2 separate regions of the Homo sapiens genome follow, and region 2 is linked to region 1. A link is a contact called in ENCODE Hi-C or POLR2A ChIA-PET data. All regions are on one chromosome and are shown on one strand. Each heading gives the region's core, a stretch centred on a gene start or an enhancer-like site at or near the end of the contact. The rest is flanking DNA. Distances are from core to core; before and after follow the strand shown.

Region 1 (3,443 bases), core at 730-3,229:
TACTGCTGCAGCCCAATCGACTCCAGCCACTCCCCGACACTCTGCTCCAGCGTCCGTAAACCTGATGAGAGAGGAATCGGCAGACGCTTGAAAAGGGAAAAACCATTAAGGCGGTAGCAGCGGCACTCAGAGGAAGATAGATGGCATTGCCACATCATAGTCATTACCATCAAACAGCCAAACTATATACAAGAGACCAGAGAGCAGCAGACACGCAGCTCCTCTTCTGTGTACAGCCAAGGACAGGACCACCTGGTGCTGTCCACACACTGCCCAGCCTCGGGCGGCTGCTGCCCACTCACACCCCCAGGTCTGAGCTGCTCCAGGGCCACGGCTGCACATGCATGATCTCTGCCCACAGGTCGGGGGTGGGGGAAGCCAAATCCCAACAGTCTCCAGGTCAACTCCTCATCAGCGTGCGTGCTGAAGATATTTCAGAAAGTCTGTCCCCACAGGCACTAGAGGGGGCTGAGGGAGCTCCTAAGTGCCCACAAGCCCCGCCGCTCCTCTCATCCATGCAACTTCTGGAGCCCCTGTGGGGCCGTGGCGAGGGGCAAGTTCTGCGACCTTGCAGCATAAACCAGTCAGGAGAGAGCACACATCTTCATGCAGCTGAGGGACACAGGCACACAGCGAGGGCTCCGGGAGGGAAGCAGCAGCGGCGGCTGTTCACCGGGACCCAGCACATGCAACACAAGCAGCACAGAACACGGCAGGGGGAGAAAAGAGACTTTTACTTGTTTTCCCCCAGCAGTCCCGGAATAAGCAAACCATGGCCACCGGCCCTTTGTGCTCAGAGGCTCAAGGCAGCAAGGGGCTGAATGGGGCACATGGGCCGGGGCTCGGGGGTCAGGCTCAGGTGTGGCTCTGCTGGGACGGCAGCATCGCATTCCGCCGGGCTGCGCGGCCAGTGGGCCAGGAGCCCGATCCACAGCTAGACTCTGGCAGCTGGCAAGCAGGGCGTCTCCTGGGCCAGCACGCCGTCTGAAGTGTTGCCTTCTTGGGCCAGGCTGGTTTTCAGGGGCTGGGCATTCATTTTCCTCTTCTGATAACAGCTGTTCCAGTGACTCACCTGCCTGCTCAGGTAGAAAGCAGGCAGGCAAATTCAGTTCTTGGGTAAAGAAGACAAAACCCAACCAGATAAAAGAGAGAAAAAGGAAGTGGTCCTCTGTCAGCTGAGCTGTGGCGGCTTAAGTCTATTCACGTCCTGCGCTGTTCTCTCTTTGGCTGAGTGATAAAGACAGCCACAGTCGTCCCAGGGTCTCTGGATCTTGGCGTTCTCCTCTAAGGATGAGCAGGGAAGGGAGGACATCTATTTGCTCCTCGATCAGCATGGGGATTTTGGTGGTGCAGGGAGGACAGAAGTTCAGCCCTTTCTGGCAGACCTTGGATGTTCTGAGCTGGATGCCTGAACCCCAACCTACTTCTCTGATTCTTGTGGGCAAGAACAGATGAAAGAAAGAAAAAAGTGAAAAGGAGGAAAAAGAGGTACAAGGAAGGAAAAGGAAGAACCAACTATAAACACATCACCTCCAGTGAACTCCTGACACGGTGAAAGTCATTCTGCCGTTCCCAGGTACTTTCTGCCCCTTGGGGCAGGACAATGCCAACTTCCTTGGTTATCTACAAGACCCTGGTGACCAACTCTGCCAGCCTCCACTCCCTCTCCTCTGTCTCCTGCAGAACAGATGATGGTCAGGGACCCGGCGGCCTTCTGGATGCACGCTGCCGCAGCGCTCCAAGATGCCGAGTCTGGGGGATACTTGAGCTCCCCTGCCCTTGAATGGGGAAGTCTGCTCCAGGAGCCTACGTGGCAGGTTCTTCTATGCCCATGAAGTCAAGTGTCCCCGGGTGCTGATTCATTCTTGCTTGTAATCCCCCAGCCGGGCAGCTGTGGTCCTGCCTGCTGCCGGTGGATGTGCGCGCTGACAGAGCCGCAGCAGAATGCTTTGTCTAAAGGCTCCTGGGCTCCACGCTGCCTGCTGCTGGCTCCACAGTCCTTGCTCACTCTCGTAATGTCTGGCCCTCCCCTTCCTCCCCTCCTCACCCTCCCCCTTCCAAGCTCAGGAAAATACATCAGGGATCGGACATCACATCGGAGCAGAAGCAACTGCTGCTGTGGCTGCTGAGGGAGAAGGAGACAGCAGCACTAGCATCAGAGCGAAATGACAGATTTCCCAATAGCCGATGTTGGCTGCACAAATGCATATGAAGGGCGGAGATATGAAACTTTACCTCTAGCTCCAGGGGCTGGAAACAGCTTGTCAGGAAGAATAGAGAGGGACTGCTCCTAGAGCTTTGTTCGACAGTTTCCAGGACAGCCAGGAGAGGACACAGGAATGACCAGACCCAAAGGGCATAGCCCACAGGTAAGTGACCCCCCTACTTGCCACTTTACGAATGACTGTGCTTCTTATAAAAACAGGCAATGAAATAAGGCCGTTACACTTGATGTTCCTTAGGTGAGTATACCAAACAAATTGGGGACGGACTTCTCTTGGGGCCTGTTAGAGCCCAGGGGAAGTGCCCCACCCCAGAGCAGGCCACTCACACTCTGGGGGAGGACAGCGATGGCCAAGGGCAAGGGGGAAACCAGGGCCAAATCCCAAGTACAGATGGAGACAGGCCAAAAAGATAAAACAGGTACAGGGACAGAAGTCCAGGGCTTCTAAATATGCCCTGGACACATTACCCTCTAAATATGCTGGGAGATACTGGTATCCCAATAGGCTGTAGATGAGCCCTGGAAAAGAGAGGGTTCTCATCAGGCCCCAGAAGGATCCTGCTTGACCAGCTACTCAATACCTAACATGGCTGGCTTTATCAGAAGACAGCCAAGCAAGTTCCCTTCTGCTTGACGGAGAAGGCCTTTGTTGACAGAGCCAGAGTGGCCTGGGCCAGTGGGAAGGCATACCCTCCTGGACTCCTGAGAATGGGAGTTGGCACAGGGATGAGTTAGCTGTAAACGCTTCTGTTGGCGATTCAGCTAACTAGCTCCAGTGGTGGCAGCCCAGGGGCCTGTGGCCCTAAAAACAGAACTGAGACTCCAATGCTGTGGTCGTGCCCTTCGGCTGGGGGGTGCGGGCGCCTCTGCAAAACCAGTGGTGCTGGGCAATCCCACACTTGGTGCAGGGCTGCCTGCTGGAGGGCCTGCTCCTCCTCTACCCAGACTAACCCCAGAGCCCAGATCTTTTCTCCCTGATCCTGACGCCCAACCCAAGGACAATCTGAACCCTGATACTGACCAGTCAAAATAAACAGTGATTCCATTTTGGTCCAAGCTGAAGACAGTACTCCCTGAGATCCTGGGGAAAGCCCCCTCCTGACCCATCAGACAGGGTTCATGGGCAGGCCTGAGCCCATCCTCTCCACGCTTCAGCACCTGGCAGTGGTGCAGACACAGCAGCCTGGGGCTCTGCAGCCCGGGTGGATGAACCCGCTGT
Region 2 (3,719 bases), core at 46-2,545, 33 kb before region 1:
CTGAAGGGGGAGAAAGGAATGAGTGGAAGAGGCCAGGGATTGTGCCTCACACAGAGGCAGAATGTGTAAGGTGGTCCCAGAAGGGATGATGATAGCAGCTATGTGTCCTGGTGCCCTGATGACACTAGTTATGACCTGACCTTTCTCTTCTGGCTGTCAGGTTTCTTCTGCTTAGGAAAGAGCGCCATAGCCAGGGAGCCAAGGGATGTGGGGATGAAGAACCCCTCTGGAATGTGAGGCCTCCCCCACTGGGCCTCAGTGGACTTTCCCAACTCAACGCAGTGTGGCCTACAAAGCCCTAGTTGGGAGTTACAACCTGGGATTTGGCTCTCTGCCATTCGCTGGCAGGCTGGCTAGGAGAGAATCATTTTCCAAGTCTGGACCTTGTTTTCTCTACCAATAAAAGAGGTTAAGTTTTAGACATAAACAACTATTGTTTATGTTCAATATGGGTACTGAACTAGATAAGTGAATTTTCTTTTTTAAGGCCCTTTTAAGAAACGGAAGCGTCCACAGAAACTCAGGAATAAAAGCGTTCAGTGCTAGGCAGCTGGGGTTGAAACAGGCCTAGGAACAGGGGCTCTGGCAGCTGGAGCCACTGGACCAGATGGGGCTCAAGGTCCCTCCCGCTTTATGAATAGAGGCCCTGGGCCCTGCTTTATGAATAGAGGTGACAACACCTGTCCGGAAAGGAGTGGGGCTAATGAGATGGTTGCCTGGAAAGCTAGCAGAGCTGGAACACAGGTGCTCCATCAGTGAAGGGGCCAAGGTGCTCCGTCAATCAGTGAAGGGGCCGCTATGACCGCTTGCTTGTGCTTTCCCAAATTCTCCCCTTTAAATACAGCTCAGCACCCTGCCCCTTCCTCTCCCTGCCACCAGCCCTCTGGGAACACTTTGCCCTCTGCATCCCTACCATAGCACGGCTTCGGGCTGGTAGCTAGTTGTTTATGTCTAAAACTTAACCTCTGCAATCCAAGCAAGTTCCTGAAAGGAGAGCACTTTCTTTCACAGCTCTAGATCCCCCAGGCTGCCTGGGAGGCAGATGTTCGGTTCATGTCTATGGGTGGACAAGCCCAGACCAAGAGGCAGAAGAGATGCCACTGCAGCAGTAACTAGAATGTGGCCCTGGCTTGGTGTTCACAGAACGATGTTCCTAAGGAGGGGAAGGTGAATCCTGGGGCCCTTGCGCCTCACAGCACAGCTGTAACTAACTGTTTGTTAGAGAGTGCGAGACAGAAAGCCAAACAGCCAAGCTGTCGTCATCTCAGCCAAACGGTGTAGGATGCGAATCACTGATCCTGAGCCTGCGTCTCGCCTGTGCCCACGCCTCTGCCAGAAAACCATCAAGACGCTTTCCAATTCAAAGACTCAGAAGAATTAAGGCTGCGTTCATGTCGCTTCTCATTTATTAATTCAGTCTGTTCTAAGTTGTGTACAGTTATGAAAATAACAAAACCAAAGCTGGAAGCCCAGAAATATTTACACTCTCTTGGGTACTGAGGTCAGTCTATGTTGTTGCACAGATTGGTTATGTTTGGTACCTCAAAGTGTTTATAATTCAGACAAAATCAGACAGATTAACAATTTTATATACAGTAAAACAAAAGGGAAAGTCATTCAAGTATCAAAATACAGAGACAAAGATTAAATAACATTTTCATTACAGTTCAGTCCATTGCCACACCATGAGCAACAATACTTCTGAGCTGCTTTCTGCTGGCCTGGGCATCTCAAAGACAGACCCAATTCAGACTGGTTTTCTAATGTCTCTGACTGCAGCTCTGCCTGCTCCCTGCTCAAACCCGAGCATCTCGGGAACTCCCATTAGTGTCTGACGCTGGAGGGCCCAGGAGGGACGCAGAGAGCTGCACACGCAGAGCCTGTCGGGAAGGTCTTATGCGCTGAGCAGCTGGTGGGCAGGGGAGAAGAGGTGGACAAGAAGCCTGTGGCTGGGACAGGTACTGAGCCCATCTGAAGTCTCCCACCCGAATGGGCTCCTTCACAGTTCAGAAACGCAGCGACAGGGTCTGCCCCTGGTGTGACCTGCACTTGGAGAAGTGCAAAAGTAGGGGCCTTCCCACTTGAAGCCTGTCCTTAAAGTTATAATAACCTTTCTAGGAAAGGGAGACTACCCATCCCAGAGGAGAAGAAAAGAAAGAAAGGCCCAGTCATTTTCCTTTCTTGAATATTCAGAAATAAACCAATCTCTAAACAGAACCCAGAGCTAGAGCAGACTAGCCAAGGCTTCCAATATGAAAATACCCTGAATAAATAAAGATGATATAGCAGCTTCAAGCAGAAGAAACACCTATGGATGATCTAAGCACAAAAGACAGCTTGAGGAGTGCATCGTAGTGTCTGCGGTTTCTTTCGGACCTACCGCCCCGCCCCCGACAGAGGCCCACTTGGATGTGGCCTGGCCCCTTAGGAGGAAGACGGGCACCAGCATGTGCGCAGTGGCAGCGCAGTCTACTCTGGATGCTTTAGGGTTCCTGGTCAACTCTTGGAAGAAAGCCGGGGCCGAGAACTGTACAGCGGTAGCTCATGGGCATCCTCACAGGCCCTGAAAGGGGCAGGAAATGAAGTAAAACTGCAAGGTGTCGAGATCTTCGTTTAGTACCAAGAAGTGGAGGAGGGCCTGCCTCTACCGCAGAGAGAGCTGAGTCCCAGGCCCCAACCTGCTGGGTGCTTAGCAGATAGAAACCCACAAGGCCTGGCCTCTAGCCAGTCAGAGACACAGCCCCACTTCTGATTTCTGGCCAACCACATGGGTTAAGAATGTGCCTAACAGTACTCCCTGCACATACATACCAACAAAGAATTCAAATTCACAGCCTTTGCTGGCTGGGAAAGAGGAGTGTTGCTGAAGCCTGGATTATTCATCCTGGGACCTGATTGACCTATGCCAGGAAAGCTCGGAGCCTGCTAAAGTGCCCACAGGAGGAACTGGGCACACAGCTGAGCCAACTTTGCCTCTCAAATCCACAGCAGTTTCCCCTGCATTTCTACTCTAGTCCAGAGGGAAGAATGCAACCCAAGTTACTTTTAAAAACAAAGCGAGCAGCAGGAAAGCTTAAGAAGCAGAGGCGCACCGGGATGCCAGCCTGCCCCAAAGGCCACGCGGGGGAGCATCGATGCACTGTCACCTTATTTAGCCTTTTCCACACCGGGGGCCAGGGATGGGCCCAGCAGCCAAGTGTAACCGTCAAACCGATAATTCAGAGAATCAAAATGAGCCCCAATCACACAGGCTGATTAGACAAATCACAAATTGGCAAGTAGCAACCTTAGCTGACCCCACTCCAAGCATTAATGCCCCAAACAAAGCTGCTTTTCCTATTCTCTGACACAACGCAGGCAGTACGGCGCCGGCCAGCCCAGGGCAGTGCTCCGATCACTGACAGGTAAGAGGCCAGGGAGAGGCCTGGCGCTCTGGTGCTGGCTAAGACTTCCCAGCACTAGAAACTGCACACTTATCTTCATTTGGCCACTGAACCTTCCCATCGGGAACCCCAGAAATGGACCGGAAACCTTTGAGTTGCTCAGGTGCCTCTAAGGCTGTGTTCTTACGAGAAGCCTGTGTCTAGCCCCTGAAAGGGACAGGAAGTTGGGCAGTTCATAAAGAGCAGCAGCTGATATGGTTGGGTTTGAAAAGCAGACGCACCGTACTCAATTCTGCCTGAGCCTGCTCCGTTCCCCTCACCCACAGGCCACCGCCT

The links. Hi-C counts contacts between places; a loop is a spot of excess contacts on that map. ChIA-PET counts read pairs that join two places held with the same protein, here RNA polymerase II (POLR2A). Pooled maps may share reads with other maps.
Region 2: a map of posterior vena cava shows a loop between it and region 1 (13-fold over the local background). The contact joins two enhancer-like sites. A Hi-C loop is called at or near these places in 5 of 168 maps with a recorded cell type or tissue (IMR-90, cardiac septum, heart left ventricle and 2 more) and 3 of 50 pooled maps. POLR2A ChIA-PET finds 5 or more read pairs at or near these places in 5 of 52 experiments (A549, A673, AG04450 and 2 more).

What each region holds. Positions count from the first base shown.
Region 1 is chr6:35,056,765-35,060,207 of GRCh38, reverse strand. ANKS1A (ankyrin repeat and sterile alpha motif domain containing 1A) reads right to left here. Exons shown (of 24, transcript NM_015245.3): 13 at 1-61. Among named protein-coding and RNA genes, the nearest start is that of TCP11, 83 kb to the left of the region's middle. RefSeq lists enhancers at 207-724, 1,763-2,282. Within about 2 kb of position 1,979, at least 6 of the 41 ENCODE cell types and tissues checked have a DNase peak (open chromatin) inside an H3K27ac peak, as active enhancers do; they include heart right ventricle, where a contact is called at or near this core.
Region 2 is chr6:35,089,072-35,092,790 of GRCh38, reverse strand. ANKS1A (ankyrin repeat and sterile alpha motif domain containing 1A) reads right to left here. Exons shown (of 24, transcript NM_015245.3): 24 at 1,385-3,719. Among named protein-coding and RNA genes, the nearest start is that of TCP11, 50 kb to the left of the region's middle. RefSeq lists an enhancer at 3,672-3,719. Within about 2 kb of position 1,295, at least 3 of the 41 ENCODE cell types and tissues checked have a DNase peak (open chromatin) inside an H3K27ac peak, as active enhancers do; they include heart right ventricle, where a contact is called at or near this core.